Linked DNA regions of Homo sapiens: region 1 is linked to region 2. A link is a loop called in an ENCODE intact Hi-C map of the cell type or tissue named here. Cell type or tissue: psoas muscle. All regions are shown on one strand.

Region 1 (8,000 bases), 850 kb after region 2:
AAGTTGATGCTGCCATCTAGTGGCAATGCTTAACAACTTAAGAAGAAACCACGACAGTGTTATTTCGCTGGGAATACTGTTTACCCTTAAACGTATTCTGTATTCGCTAAGAGCATGTTAACAAGAGTTGACTTAAGAGTTAAAGATATACAATATATTTCTTAGTGAAATATTTTATATAAACTTAGAGTAATTTTTTAATTAAAATTTAGTTTTGAAAAATATAATCCTTATACAAATCTGATAATTTCTCAGGAAAAAAGTTCTACAGAAAGTTGTCACTGGAGTAACTCAGTTGAATTAGTTATTTCTTTTCCTTCACAATTTCTTACCTAAGATTACTAAAAGGAAGGAGAAAAGGATGTTTCATAAATAATATGAAAATGTATATTTCATGAGTACTGAAAGCAAACATTATAAAAGCAAAATTTAATGGGTTGGGAAATTGAACTAATATTTAAAATTAGGTTTTGAAAACTCAGGATGTAAGGTCATTTTGAGGAAATCTTTACTAACAGAGAAACCGGAGAAAGATGAATCAACATTAATAGTTAATCTTTCCTTACATTTCTTTCCAAATGGATCTGAAGAAAACAAAAGCCTGTTATGCTCCGTTGGGTTCAACAAACTTTTATTGAATAACTACTCTGTGCCAGACACTGTACAAGGTTCTCATGATAAACAAGTAGTAGCTCCTTGGGACATATGATTAGGAAGAATTCCTCTATTTCTAGGTAAATAAAATTGTGTTTTAATCAGGAGCAGATGATGTCCCATGCCTTTCCAACATCCATAAAGATGACTATATGAATATCAATAATAATAAGAAAAAAAATCAGCAATAACAAGAATAGAAACATCATCCAGCACTTCTAAATACTCTCCTGCAATATCTTATTTAATTTTGATAGTAATACAATGCCCTAGATAATGTTATCCCCATTTTATAGAGAAGAATACAAAAAAATTTCTATAAATTATGTGTAATTTTGGATACTGATTTTATTTTGAATTTTGCAGTATGTAGCCTCACTTATGTAACCTTAATATAGTTGTGCCATTCGTATTTAAATTTGTGAATATAATATAGATATTAGATTCTCCAGAGAGACAGAACCTATCAGAGATAGATAGATGTAGACACAGATAGAGATATAGATGCCTAAGAGGGAATTTATTAGGGGAACTGGTTCATGATTACGAAGTTTAAGTCCCAGGCAGATAATCTGCAAGCTAGAGACCTTAGGATGACAGTAGCATGGCTCAGTCCAAGCCTAAAGGCCTCAAAAACAGGGAAGCTGATGTTGTAACTCTAAGTCTGAGGCTTGAGGACTGAGAACCTGGGACCACTGGTGCAAATCCTGGAGTCCAAACGCTGGAGAGCCTGGAGTTCTGATGTCCAAGAGCAGGAAAAGAAGAGTGTCCCAACACTAGGAGAGAGAGAAAAAAAATAGAATTTGCCTTTCTTCTGTCTTTTTGTTTCATCCAAGCCCCAAGACGATTGGATGGTGCCTGCCCCCATTGAGTGAGGGATGATTTTCCCACCTCAGTCTACCTACTCACATGCCAATCTCTTCTGGAAACACCCTCTCAGACACACCCAGAAATAATTATTTACCAGCTATCTAGGCATCCCTTAGTCCAACCAACTTGACACACCTGCAATTGACTGTCACATCCTCCTCTCTCTTTCTCTCTCTCACATACTCACACCATGCACACACATCACTGAATCTAATAGGATTAAAAATAATCTTTTCCTCTCTCTTTCTTCAAAACATCTTTAAACCTTTTTCTTTCTTTCCTCAAAGTTCCATTTTAAATATGTTTGTCTTCCCAATCAGATGTCCCTTTTCCCTTCTTTTGGCAAAAAAAAAAACACTCTTTTAGTGGTTCTAAGATAACTTGTCCCTCCCACACCTGGTGTGGCTGTCAACCATGAGGCCCTGAATCTTCAAACCACAGAGGTAGGCCCCTGATCCAGGAGAATAAGTCAGTTGGAGGATACCAGTACTCTGGACACAACTAACAGGTAAGTAGAAAAAAATTGGGTCAATCAAAGACAGTTTTTGTTTCTTTTGAATGGTGTCAAATAGTGACAGAAAAGAAATGAGTAGAAAACTTCTCCTAACTATATTGTCCCAATTTTATTTTCCTTTAATGAGCTAAAGCTTAAAAGCCAAACCAATACAATAGTCGACCAAAGGTGTTACGTGGATGTTCTTTCCCTACCCACCCCCAAAAAAGGGATTTTATCAGTTCAGATTAGGTTTGCCTACATGTGTTAGGAAATTTAAAGTAGCAGTAACTTAAACAAGTTGTTTAAACTTTATTTTTCTTTCTTATAAAATGAGTAAGTAAATAGCCAATGTAGGGCAGATAAGGCTACTATACAGTGACAGGAGCCCGAATGTTTCCCCATAGTACAAAATGACTGCCACTGAATCTACATTTAGGTCACAAAAAGGAGACAGGTGACAAGAAGAATGCTAACCTAAACATCTAAGGAGACTTCCCAGAAGAACCTCACACATTTTCTTCTTACATTTCAGTACTTTGTCATGTGGCAACAGCCACGTACAAAGGAGATTGAAAAATGTAGTGTTCTATCTTGGTTGCAATGTGACCAGCTAAAAATGGGGCTTCCATTAAGCAAGAGGAGAATGAAAGATGGAATTCCTCTTTAGTAGTATTTGCTACAGAGGTAAATGTAATTTATTTGGCTTCTTTTCTTCTTAGCCATTTTTTCCCCTTAGATGATCTTCCTTTCATGCTGGCATTTGTATGATAGCTAAAAGCACAAGTTTTGCTGTCTGAGGACCTGAGTTAGAATCCCAACCCCACTGTAAATAAACTGTATGATCCTGTCTCCATCATGAGATATATTTGATCCTTCTTTTTTTGTAGGATAATGATTCCTAGCTCTTCTTTTTTTGTAGTAGTGCTGATCCCTAGCTCTTCTTTATTTGTAGTAATACTAATCCCTAGCTGGTTCGCCATTAAATGCACGCTTCTCTCCCTCCAAAGGAGAAAAGAACTTTTCCTGTCTCATTTACTGCTGTATCCTCAGGACTTGGAATAATGCCTGCTAATCAGGAGTCACCATATACATATTTTTTAACTTAATTTTGACAACTAAAAATCCTCTTGCGAAGAATATCTAATAGCACATAATTTATTTTAAAATATTTAGGATTTATCTAGTTAAAAGCAAGCTAAAAATAACATTTAATATAAAATCCTATAAAAATCTTGTAAAAATATATATACCTACATATAAGAAAATGCTGGAAGAGTGTAAACAATGGATTTAGCATAGATTATTTATACAAACAAAATTACATGACAAGAACGTGTGTTTTTCTAGATCCCATTGTCTTATAAAATAAACTATCTGCATTTTTATATTTCAGAATCCTATATATATGGTACAAACATATAAATTTTAAATAGTAGAAAAAAATATCTATTTTGATGTATATTACCATTGTTTTCATATGTGAGTAGTGAAATTACATGTGAGTTTTACTTTCTTTGTGTTCTGCTTTCCAAACATTCTCTAATAATTTTAGGTCTCTAAAAGTATGTATTTATTGCTTTTCCTAGGCAACAAGAGAAAGTATTTTTTTAATTTAGGCCCATATATTTTATATTCTTATTAGGCCAAAGACGTTTTGATTCAATTAATACATTAAATTATATAATAATCTTACTAAGTGGAACAATTTTCTCATTTCAAGAAAAATGTTGTTTACTACTTTTAAAATATGGTAAAAACTGTGGTTGGAAAAAGTGATTTCTGAAATCTCTAAGAGGGTGCAAAGCCTCTCATCACACTCAGGCTACAGACAGTCTGTTTTCTGTCAACATCATTAGATTTGCCTTCAACCCATTATTTTTGGCATTGGAATTGCTCAAGTGCAATTCAAGGAGATTGCAGTTACTGACCCATTGTTCTGAGTCCAGACAAGACCGCTTTCCATCTGAACATGTCTATTGGTCTCTCCTTCAATGAGACACCCATGAAATATTGAGAGCCTTGGGGAAAGTTGAGTGTCCACACATATCATCCCAATGTGTTCCAGGGAAGTTTGTAAACACTGGAGAAGATCTGATAGCACCTGATTCATTCTGAAATTGGGGTTCTGTATGAAGAGTTATTTTAGATGCACAGGATCAGCTCTGCATCCACTTTTCTGACCAGAAACTCTTCCTTAATTTCAAAGAAACAAAAAGATGCTAAAACTATTTTAAAATTTTGTCTATTATATTTCTTTTTCAATTTGGAAACAACAAAAATGGGTAACATGAAAATAGGCTGTAAATTTTCTGTATTTTAATTTACCTCTAACTTTTCCATACCCAGTGCCTCTGAATTTTAAAAATTTTTCTATTTTACTATTCACTTTCTTGCATTTTATTTCTAGTTTCTATAATAAGCTATTCCCATTTATTTTTACCTAAAAGAACTAAGAAAAAAACTAAATATCAACAAATAAAGTAATAGCTGAAATGACTTAAGAGTCAAATACACAGAGAGTCATCTGAAAATTATTGCCAGGATTTGTCTCTGTATGAAATAGTAAGATTCTAGGGTTTTTATTTTTATTGTTGCTCCTCTTTTCCTTTATATTTTATATTTTCTGTTATAATGATGATTTATTTTGTTTTTAGAATATAAAAATAAAGAAAATAGGCATAAAATAAATTCAAAGGAATATAAGAAAAAGAATTCCTTTTATTTAAAAAATTATTTTTAAGCAAAGTAACCTTTTATATTTTCAATTCTGTAGATGGGAATGGGGAACACATGTTTTTTTTCCAATAAATCACTCCTGGTGTGGACATTTACATTATTAAATATAACTAGTGTGCTAGTAATAACAGTCGCTAGATGGTTCTAATATTCATTAGACTTTATCATATTCCTAATAATGAAGATTTTGGGGAGACATATAATTGTTCTGACTCTGTAGGTAACTAAAAATTTTTATCATTTATAGAAAGATGATGAAATGGAGGTTTTTCCAAAAGTAAGTAGTAAAATAAAAGTCAGATGGAAGCATAGAAATATGCCATCCCCTAAATTTTGCAAATGGCTTAGTATCTTGGGATGATGACGAGGAAGTCTAACTATGTCTGGAAGCTTTTCCTTTTATCTACTTTTTGTTCTTGATGAGAATTAAAATTGTAATTTTCTTTTTAAAAAACTTCTTTTTGGTAATCATCCTCCCCATGGCATCTTTTACTTTTTTTATTATTATTATACTTTAAGTTTTAGGGTACATGTGCACAACGTGCAGGTTTGTTACATATGTATACATGTGCCATGTTGGTGTGCTGCACCCAGTAACTCGTCATTTAGGATTAGGTATATTTCTTAATGCTATCCCTCCCCACTCCCCCCACCCCACAACAGGCCCCGGTTTGTGATGTTCCCCTTCCTGTGTCCATGTGTTCTCATTGTTCAATTCCCACCTATGAGTGAGAACACGCAGTGTTTGGTTTTTGTCCTTGCAATAGTCACTGAGAATGATGGTTTCCAGCTTCATCCATGTTCCTACAAAGGACATGAACTCTTCATTTTTTGTGGCTGCATAGTATTCCATGGTGTATATGTGCCACATTTTCTTAATCCAGTCTATCATTGTTGGACATTTGGGTTGGTTCCAAGTCTTTGCTATTGTGAATAGTGCCACAATAAACATACGTGTGCATGTGTCTTTATAGCAGCATGATTTATATTCCTTTGGGTATATACCCAGTAATGGGATGGCTGGGTCAAATGGTATTTCTAGTTCTAGATCCCTGAGGAATCACCACACTGACTTCCACAATGGTTGAACTAGTTTACAGTCCCACCAACAGTGTAAAAGTGTTCCTATTTCTCCACATCCTCTCCAGCACCTGTTGTTTCCTGACTTTTTAATGATTGTCATTCTAACTGGTGTGAGATGATATCTCATTGTGGTTTTGATTTGCATTTCCCTGATGGCCAGTGATGATGAGCATTTTTTCATGTGTTTTTTGGCTGCATAAATGTTTTCTTTTGAGAAGTGTCTGTTCATGTCCTTCACCCACTTTTTGATGGGGTTGTTTGTTTTTTTCTTGTAAATTTGTTTGAATTCATTGTAGATTCTGGATATTAGCCCTTTGTCAGATGAGTAGATTGCAAAAATGTTCTCCCATTCTGTAGGTTGCCTGTTCACTCTGATGGTAGTTTCTTTTGCTGTGCACAAGCTCTTTAGTTTAATTAGATCCCGTTTGTCTATTTTGGCTTTTGTTGCCATTGCTTTTAGTGTTTTAGACATGAAGTCCTTGCCCATGCCTATGTCCTGAATGGTATTGCCTAGGTTTTCTTCTAGGGTTTTTATGGTTTTAGGTCTAACATTTAAGTCTTTAATCCATCTTGAATTAATTTTTGTGTAAAGTGTAAGGAAGGGATCCAGATTCAGCTTTCTACGTATGGCTAGCCAGTTTTCCCAGCACCATTTATTAAATAGGGAATCCTTTCCCCACTTCCCTGGTGGTCTAGTGGCTAGGATACTTCTTTATTTATCAAGCTGTAGATGAGAGGTTTCAACATGGGGATGTACAGAACACCAACACTATTTTATTGAGTTCCGGGTAAAAAGTTGCACCTGGTCGAACGTAGCTAAAGAAGAGAGACCCATAAAAGATGGAAACAGCTGTTAAGTGTGAAGAGCAGGTGGAAAAAGTTTTGTTCTTCCCATTAGCAGAGCAGATCCTCAGAATGTCAGTAAGGATGTAAAAATAGGAGATTATAATGGTCAGGCTACTGACAACTAGTACAGCTCCAGCCACAATGAAAACTAACAATTTATTGATCCGGGCGTCAGCACACACGAGAGAAAGAAGGAGAGACATGTCACAGAAGAAATGATTGATAATGTTGGAGTGAAAAAAGGGAAAATGAAAAGCAGCCGTTGTGTGAGTTATGGTGTTGAAGAAATCAGCTGCATAACGTACAACCACCAGCTGGATGCACAGTCTCTATTACATGGCCACTGAGTACAACAATGGGTTACAGATGGCCACATAATTGTCATAGGCCATGGAAGCCAAGAGAAGATACTCAATGACTATGAAGAACCCAAAGAACCACTGCTGCAAGGGACAGCCCAGGAAAGAGATGGCTTTCCTTACAGCAAATAAGTCAGTGAGCAACTTGTGGCCCACAACGGATGAGAAGCAGATGTCCACAAAGGACAGGTAGCTGAGGACAAAGTACATAGGTGTGTGAAAGCAGGAATCGAGCCAGATGCGAACCATCATGCCCAAGTTTTCTGTCATAGTAATGAGGTAAAAAAGGTAGAAATGGTAAGAAAAGGAAGACTTGCAGCTGAAGATGATACCTTAAGCCTACAAAAATGAATTCTGTGATCCTTTTATATTTCCATCAGCCATTGGTTGATTTTAGTCTCTATAGTGAGAAAAATAGAGAACTGATCATGCATTCAACTTTGATTTTTTAAAATCATAACATATTGCACAGGAAAAGAAATATAGGTGGAACTAACTTAGAAACATTGATATTTTTTAAAAAGCCCAAATAAAATGCTAGGACATTAGATATATCACAGTTCTAAAAAATAGTATGGTTTAAGCGTTTTATAGAGAAATTTGGGACTTAACTAAGAAATGGTTAAAACTTTATAAACCTATATAAATTAATCACTACCCTTACAGATTATAGGAAAAAGCATTATTATTATTTCAATCGAATTTGAACAAGAATTTGATAAAATGCAGCTCTCAAGAAGAACTTTCCAAAACTGGAAATAAAAATAACTATTTAATTTAATACAAAGAATCTTCCAGAAAAAAAAATGTGTGTAGTGTTAAGACATTAGAAACATTCACATTATAATCAGACACTATTTAAAGATGTCCATAACATATGTATTTAACATTTATATTAAAGATTGTAAAATTCTAAAAAAAAAAAAGATAAATATAAGTACTGTAGTAAAAGTAGA
Region 2 (8,000 bases):
TCTCCTTGCTGCATCTTTATCAATTATGTTTATGTAATATTCTAATATTTTGTTTTCATGTCAGCTACATTGAACAGACTATCATTTTCATTACCTCTGCAGTTGCTTCTTTCACTAAAGTCTTGAGTTCCTCAAAGTCATTCACAAAGGTTGGAATCAATTTCTTCCAAACTCCTGTTGGTATAGATATTTTGGCTTCCTTCCATGAATCATGAATGTTCTTAATGGCTTCTAGAATGATGAATTATTTCCAGGTTATTGGTTTAATTTTCTTAGATCTATCAGAGGAATCACAAGCTATGGCAGCTCTAGCCTTACAGGCTGTATTTCTTAAATAATAATACTTGAAATTCAAAATTACTCCTTGATCCACAGGCTGCATAGTAGATGTTGCCTTAATAGGTATGAAAAGAATATTAATCTTGAGCACCTCCATCAGAGCTGATGAGTGACCAAGTTCACAGTCAAACAACAGTAAAATTTTGAAGGGAATCTTTTTCTTTCTGAGTAGCAGATCTCAACAATGGGCTTAAAATATTCAGTGACTCATGCTATAAGCATATGTGCTATCATCCAGGCTTTGGTATTATACTTATAAAGCATGGACAAAAAAGATTTACCATAATTTTTAAGAACCCTAGGATTTTTAGAGGGGTAAATGAGCATTGGCATCAACTTAAAGTTGCAGTTTCCTCTAAAAAGAGATCAGCCTGTTCTGTGAAGGTTTTATGCCAGTCATTGACTTCTCTCTAGCTATAAAGGTCTTAGGTGATATCTTCCAATATAAGGTTGTTTCCTCTATATTGAAAGGATGTTGTTTAGTGCAGCCTTCATCAATTAACTTAGCTGGATCTTATGGATAACTTACTGTAGCTTCTGCATCAGCTCTTGCTGTTTCACTTTGTGCTTTTATGTTACGGAGATGGCTTATGTCCTTAAACCACAGGAATCAACCTCTGATAGCTTAAATTATTTCTTCTATGGTGTCCTCACCTCTCTCAGCCTTCACAGAATTGAAGAGAGTTAGGGCTTTGCTCTGGATTAGGTTTTGGATTAATGGATTGTTGTGGTTGTTTTGATCTTCAAGCCAGACCACTGAAATTTTCCCCATATCAGCAATAAGAGTGTTTTATTTCTTATCACTCATGTTCACTGAAGTGGCATTTTAAATTTCCTTCAAGAATTTATCTTTCTATTCACAATGTGGCAGTTATCCTGGCACAGGTTTTCAGCCTAACTTGTCTTTTGCCATGCTTTCCTCACTAAGCTTCGTTATTTCTAACTCTTTATTTAATGTGAGAGATGTGCAATACTTCCTTTTGCTTGAACATTTAAAGGCCGTTGCAAGGTTAATTGCAACTTGTCTACTTTTGATATAGTTGTGTCTCAGGAAATAGGGAGGCCAAAGGAAAGGGAGAGAGCCAGAAGGTCAGTTGGCAGAGCAGTCAGAATGTATATAACATTTATCAATTAAGTTCACTGTCTTTTATGGGTACAGTCCATTGTGCCCCTAAATAATGATAATAGTAACATCAAAGATCACTGATCACAGATCTTCACAATAGATAAAATAATAATGTAAAGATTGAGACATTGTAAGAATTACCAAAATGTGACACAGAGACATGATATGAGAACATAATGTTGGAAAACTGGTGCCAGTAGACTTGCTTAACACAGTGTGGTCCTGAACTTTTAATTTGTGAAGAAAAAAACAATATCTGTGAAATGAAATAAAATGATACATGCTTGCATAACTGTAAACTTTCATATTTCCATTTCATAGCTTGTAAACAGTTATCATACATAATAATGATTTGCAGCACACAATATTAGTTACAGAAATACATTTTGTAATAATACACATACTTCTACACATCCTTCAATTAGAATTTTCAAACACACATTTCATGCATGGTTTTCTACCACAGTACTGGATTGATCTCCCTATGAGGATACAATTACGATAGTGTAATAAATTAGAGATAGTATTCTTTTTCTGAGATTCCAGCAAAGAACGTTCCTCACATTCAGTAACACATTGGTGTATTTAAAAACAAGAGATAGTAAAACAAATATTTTGCATTGCAATTAACCTATATTGCTCAAGCCACTAAGAAAATGTTTCCAAATTGCTTTATGATACATTGGATGTAGAAAGTTATCAACATGTTATCACCTGCATTTTAAAAAATATTATTTGGCTTTTTATGATTGCTTTTCTAACATTCTAGCCTCTATCATCTTATTTTATTACATGCATTTTAATTAGTGTGAGATATTATAAAAACATATCTTATAACAAACATGTAAGTGTATATAATGTCCAGGCACTATTCTCAGCTCTTAACTGTATTAACTCTGTTCACCATCAAACAATCAATAGCATATGTGCAATATTCATCCCATTTTACAGATAAATGAGGCATAGAAAAATTAAGCAACTCATTCAATATGCCACTCACTAGCCAAGTATAGATCTGGCATATAAATCAAAGCAATCTGACTTATTTTCTTATCCAGTTATCCAGTAATCTACACTTATAACTGAGATATTCTACAGATAGATACGCACATGTACATGCATGCATACTTTTCTGAAATATTTACTATATCCCTTAAGATGGCTTGATGAAATTGATTTTAGCATAAATCTCAAGCTAGTAATAACTGAAAAGTAGTATAACTAGCATTTAGCAGGAACTTTGAAACTTTTAAATGATTTTAAAAATATTTTAGGACTATGAAATTCATTTGGCTGCATTAAACAAAGTGCTTGATAAAATCCCTAGTGTGAGAGGTTGTGTGTGTGTACAGGTAAGGTTGTTGTAAGTTCCCAATTACAGTATGTGATTGAGAAATTAGATGTATCTTGAGATGCTTTATCTCATGAAGAATCTACCTTTGATCTTAGAACTTTCTCAGCTGCATCCTTTACATCTTTATTTCTCAAACTATAAATCAACGGATTCAGCACTGGAATGAAAATGGTGTAGAACACTGAGATAATTTTATCAGTGTTTGGAGAATACAGGTAGCTGGGCCGTGAGTAAATAAAGAGGAGAGTCCCTTGGTAGATCGTCACTGAAGTCAGGTGAGAGGCGCATGTAGAAAAGGTCTTCTTCCTCCCACTGAAAGAGCGGATCTTTAAGACTGAGAGAAGAATGAAAAAGTAGGAGATGATGATGATGATAAAACAAATGATTTCCACTGAGCTGCCGTATGTGGAGAGGAGCCACTCATTAATTGTTGTGTCAGTGCAGGATAGTTTAAGCAGGGGAGGGAGGTCACAGAAAAAATGATTAATAACATTTTTGTCACAATATTTCAGAATAAAGGCAAAGGATGTGTGAACCAGGGAACTCATGTTGCCTCCAAGGTATGACAAGACAATCAACCGCATACAGATGCCCCTAGACATCACAACTGTGTACAATAAAGGGTTACAGATGGCGACATAGCGATCATAGGCCATGGCGGCCAGGATGAAGGATTCTGTATCTGCAAAAGTACAGAAAAAATAAAACTGCAGGGCACACCCATAATAGGAAATAGATTTGTTCTCCGAGAGGAAATTGACCAGCATTTTGGGAACAATGTCTGAGAAATAGCAAAGGTCTACAAATGATAGGTTGCTAAGGAAAAAATACATGGGGGTTTGAAGGTGAGGATCAATCCTGATCAACAGCATCAATCCAATGTTCCCTATCAGAATTATAGCATACAATGTCAGAAACATGAGGAACAGGACAATCTGCAGTTCAGGGCGAGTTGGAAAACCTAATAGAATAAACTCAGTGACCAACGTGTAGTTTCTATCTGTAAATTCCATCTTCTGTGTTGTTTTCCTTTTATGAGAATTTCTAATACCCTACAATGCTATAATGATGAAAAAAGAAAAATAATTAGATGTAATTATAAAGTTATTTTATTGTTTAAAAATAAATAAATGGCAATAAGATAAAGAAAGCAAGCTCAAACTTTTTTGAACTATAAACTCTGAGAAATATATTTCAGAATTTAGTAATATCATATTTCATGGTTGCAGGTTATATTTTATTTGATTACTATTTCTTCCATTGAACAGTTGACTTCCTATGTGCATGGATCATGTCTGATTTGGCTTACCATTTTGCACCCAAAATATTAAACAATTACTGGCCCAGAGTATTAAAAAAGTAATAAATTAATGAACAGACTGATGATCACATTAAGTAAAGAAAATATGTATATTATTAAAAATGGACTGACTTATAGAGTGTTCCTTTGAATAAGAATTTTAGAACATCTGCTTCTTGTTTTCAGGATTTGATAGATACCGGTATGCTGTGTCTCTTGACTGAGTAAATAGAGTGGTGTGATGAAATATGCCGGCTAATTTTTTTTTTACTGTAAAGCAGAAGCTTTAGCGAAATAAAAACAAATGTCAGTAAATACCAGCTCTGAGGATATTTTTGACAGAAAAGAGCTTAGTGTAATTCCATAAACCCTGTTCACATACTAAACTAAGCTGATAAAATTAGTTAACTACTTGTTTCAATACTTCTGGCATTTATCGAACTCCTTGGCTTCCTGGAAATGCTCATTAAACATTAGTGGACTGACCAAGTACAGTCAGCAAAACATTTAGTTATATGTTAACTTGCAATTAAATAACATTACTATATATGGCATCATCACTGATTAAATTTTATAAGTAAAGAACAATTGTTGCATTTATTGTTATGGTAGTATAATACAAAGTGTTGAGTCAGAAAAATCTGTTAAACACTGCTTCTGAGGTCTCAAAATACTTACAGAATTATAAAAATTTTTAACTTGACTTTGAAGTACAAATAATTTGATTTTGACCATGAAGGATAGACTTGGAAATACGTAAAAAACAAAACAACAACAAAAAAAAGCAAGCAAAGCATCAATCTCTAAAGTTCATGTTGAGAGGGCCAAGATGGGAATTAAAAATATTTGAGTCACTGCCTCATTTACATAATAGATATTATGACAATGACAGTGCTAAAGACAATTTATTTATCTCATGTAAGCAATAAAACTACCCAATGACATAAACACTGAGAAGCCTATTGATAATCAGAAGGGTTAATCACGTGCTCAAAGTGCTGCCTTATGTTATCACCTCAAAGCGTGTGAATGAGATGCAGCACTACAGCAGGACAGTGGTTATTCTCATTTTGCTTGTTTGAAAATAGTCAAGGTATTTAGACAATATAAGACATCACTTCGATTTAGGAGGAATTTGATTAGATGCCCATCTTGGCTGCATGGGGGCTGTGTGACCTTGTGCCACTTAATATAAATTATCCTAATCTATACTACAACAATGATAATAAATATCTCATAGTGTTTCTGTATGGATTAAATAGGGAAAATGTTCTGCCCCCCCTTTCTGTCCCTTTATCTACCTACTTATCTTTCCATGTGTCATTCTTTAGGGAGACTGACATACAGTAGATAACATCAAAAATTAGTTTTGATTGCCACGCTGCCATTTTATTCTTAGATTATGACTAGAGCTACCTGTCAAATTTTACTAACAATAATTGTCACCTGTATAATGCTTACTATGTGTAATGCAATATTCTTAACACTTCACCTATAACTCATTTAATTGTCACCAAAAAACTAACAAAATTACCATGGAGTTACTATCATTATGATCTTTTTCTTACAGATGAAGGAAACTAAGAAAGAGAGAATTTGAGATTTAGGATGTGATGGAAACAGGATTAGAACCCAAAATTCTGACTCCAAAGCCACATGATACACTGGTTCTCTATAAACAGGATTCTTTTTATTAGCTCCATATTTTGGATGAGAACATTAATGCTTAGGATAGTATCTCAAGGTCATTCAACATGTAGTTGACCAGTGCAATTCAAACTCAGGGGTGTATGAAATCAAAGCCCATGAAAGCAAGCATGAGGACGGGGAGAATATTAACAGTATGACCATTCTATGGTTCGCATACTTCCCAAAAATGTGGGGCATGTATTCTTGGCAACTTCACATTGGTCATTCCTTCTGATAGTCAAAAAATTCTATTTAGAGAAATATTAAAAGGAAGAGAAGAGGCATGAGGATAGTGGTAGGAAAAGACAGTGATTCTTGGATTCTTCTTTTTAAAAGGGAATTAACAAATAAATCTTACTAACATACTATGATTCAATAAGTTCTTTCCAAACATAACAAAACAATCTTATGTTATAAAATAAGTTAATTCAAGTTATAAGGTAGGTAGATATGCTTTGGTTCTCCTATCAGTAACAAAAGGCTTATTTAAACAAAAGACATTTTAGACCCTGTGGAAGCTATATCAGAAAGGGTGATAAAAGATAGATTACCTTGTCAGTACAATATTGAATGATAAATGTACTTTCAAAACTATTTGTACTCAAATCAGTGGTTCTTGCTCTCAGACCAACAAAAGTTGATTTTTTTTTTTTTTGCACGATTAAAGCCAGTCCAATAACCGCAGAAGCTACTTACTGAGGAAGGAACTGTTGCAAGTTGCTTAAGGGAATAATTTCACCAATACAACCAAGGGCTTTTACATGAATTCTTATGTCACTGGGGACCTAGTAATTGAAGGATTCCAAGCATGTTAATTTCTGAGAGACTCCTAGAGAATAGTTACTAGGCTTATTGCCAATGTAAATATTTTCTCTAGAAACACATTCATAATTTTCATGGAAATGCTGTTGTGTTAATTTGAAGAGGTAATTTTCATTTTCAGTAATATCGAGGAGGTTGTTTTTAACACTTGGCATTCTACAAAGGACCGTCTTTATTGTGGAGGTTCTTTACAAATAGTTCAAATATTTAAAACTGTAACTACTGCCATTTAAATTTCTCAAAAACCACATGGAAACTCTAAAAATATTATTTATGATTACTAGTACTGAAAATTAATGAATTATTTTTGTGGCATTGAAAGCTTCTGTAGAGCTTAGTATCACCAGATGTTTTCTGACAAGACAGAGGACTTTATAACACCTGGTACCAAAATGTATCAGGACAATGGCAAGGTCATCTCAGTAAACACAGGTTGTCATCATCAACTTCATTATTCTGATATACATTGTATAAGATAGCTTCATTCAAACAACTGTAGTTAATAGCTAATTGTAATTAGTGCAGCCCCACCAATTATAGTCTCTTTATTTTCACAGTATAATGCAGGTTTATTTATCATGCCTATATCTGGAGTATCACAGAGGAAATCTTCTTAAAACTTATATCCATTGCAAAAATCCATTTATGAACCTACTAAAACATGGTCAGAAGCCTCAGCTTAATTATTTTTTAGGAAAATAATTTCACAACTTCAATCCACTGTGTACATTCTAACTATTGAAAAAAAATCTCAGTTACTGTGAGCTCAAATCTGAATTCATATTTCCTCTTTATTTGTGGTATGATCCTTCTATATAACTGCACACAATACTGAACTTATTTTGTGATTTAGGAAAATATAGTGATAGGGTTGGTGAACTGAAAGTTAACTCTATAAAGAAAAAATGAGAGTTTGTCATTTTAGTATAATATGCTCATACAAGGAATTTATCATTTAAAAAATTTTGAGGTAATTATCATTTTGGTAATGAAGTTATTTGAAAAACATTTTAAAAATTTACTCCGTAAATCTAGTTTTTTGAATATACTTCTTTAGAAATCACAAATTTAAATTTTAAAAATTAATTATTTATAATTTCATTCATTAAAGGAAAAAAGTAACCGTTCTCTTTTGCTAATCCTACTCTTCGGAAAGGAAAGTGATAATATAATATTCTAATGGTTGAGTGATTTATGAGAATCTGTGGGCAGAGGTCTAAGCCTGTAAGACGGTTGTAAGAAGAGACTATTCTCTCCAGTATCTGTAGCGTTGTCTCTGCAGAAGAACACTTGCAATCCCTATTTAATTCTTGGACTTTGCACTACTCTTTATTGTGATTCTAAATTTCCCTGACTTAGTATCCAAGAGA

Evidence for each region. A loop is a pair of places that touch in the nucleus more often than their neighbours do. Peaks named below come from ENCODE experiments on the same cell type or tissue, not always from the same donor. Only the 100,000 strongest peaks of a DNase experiment are listed, where the experiment ranks them.
Region 1: it touches region 2 in a loop (9-fold over the local background); 54 of 110 quality-filtered maps call a loop at or near these places.

What each region holds. Positions count from the first base shown.
Region 1 is chr11:56,783,628-56,791,627 of GRCh38, forward strand. It overlaps the pseudogene OR5G4P. Among named protein-coding and RNA genes, the nearest start is that of OR9G4, 39 kb to the left of the region's middle. In psoas muscle, CTCF peaks have their summits at 10 (motif pointing left) and 224; no DNase peak of the experiment used is centred here.
Region 2 is chr11:55,932,569-55,940,568 of GRCh38, forward strand. OR5I1 (olfactory receptor family 5 subfamily I member 1) reads right to left here and starts at 3,832. Exons shown (of 1, transcript NM_006637.1): 1 at 2,888-3,832. The coding sequence starts at 3,832. The coding sequence ends at 2,888. In psoas muscle, no CTCF peak of the experiment used is centred here; no DNase peak of the experiment used is centred here.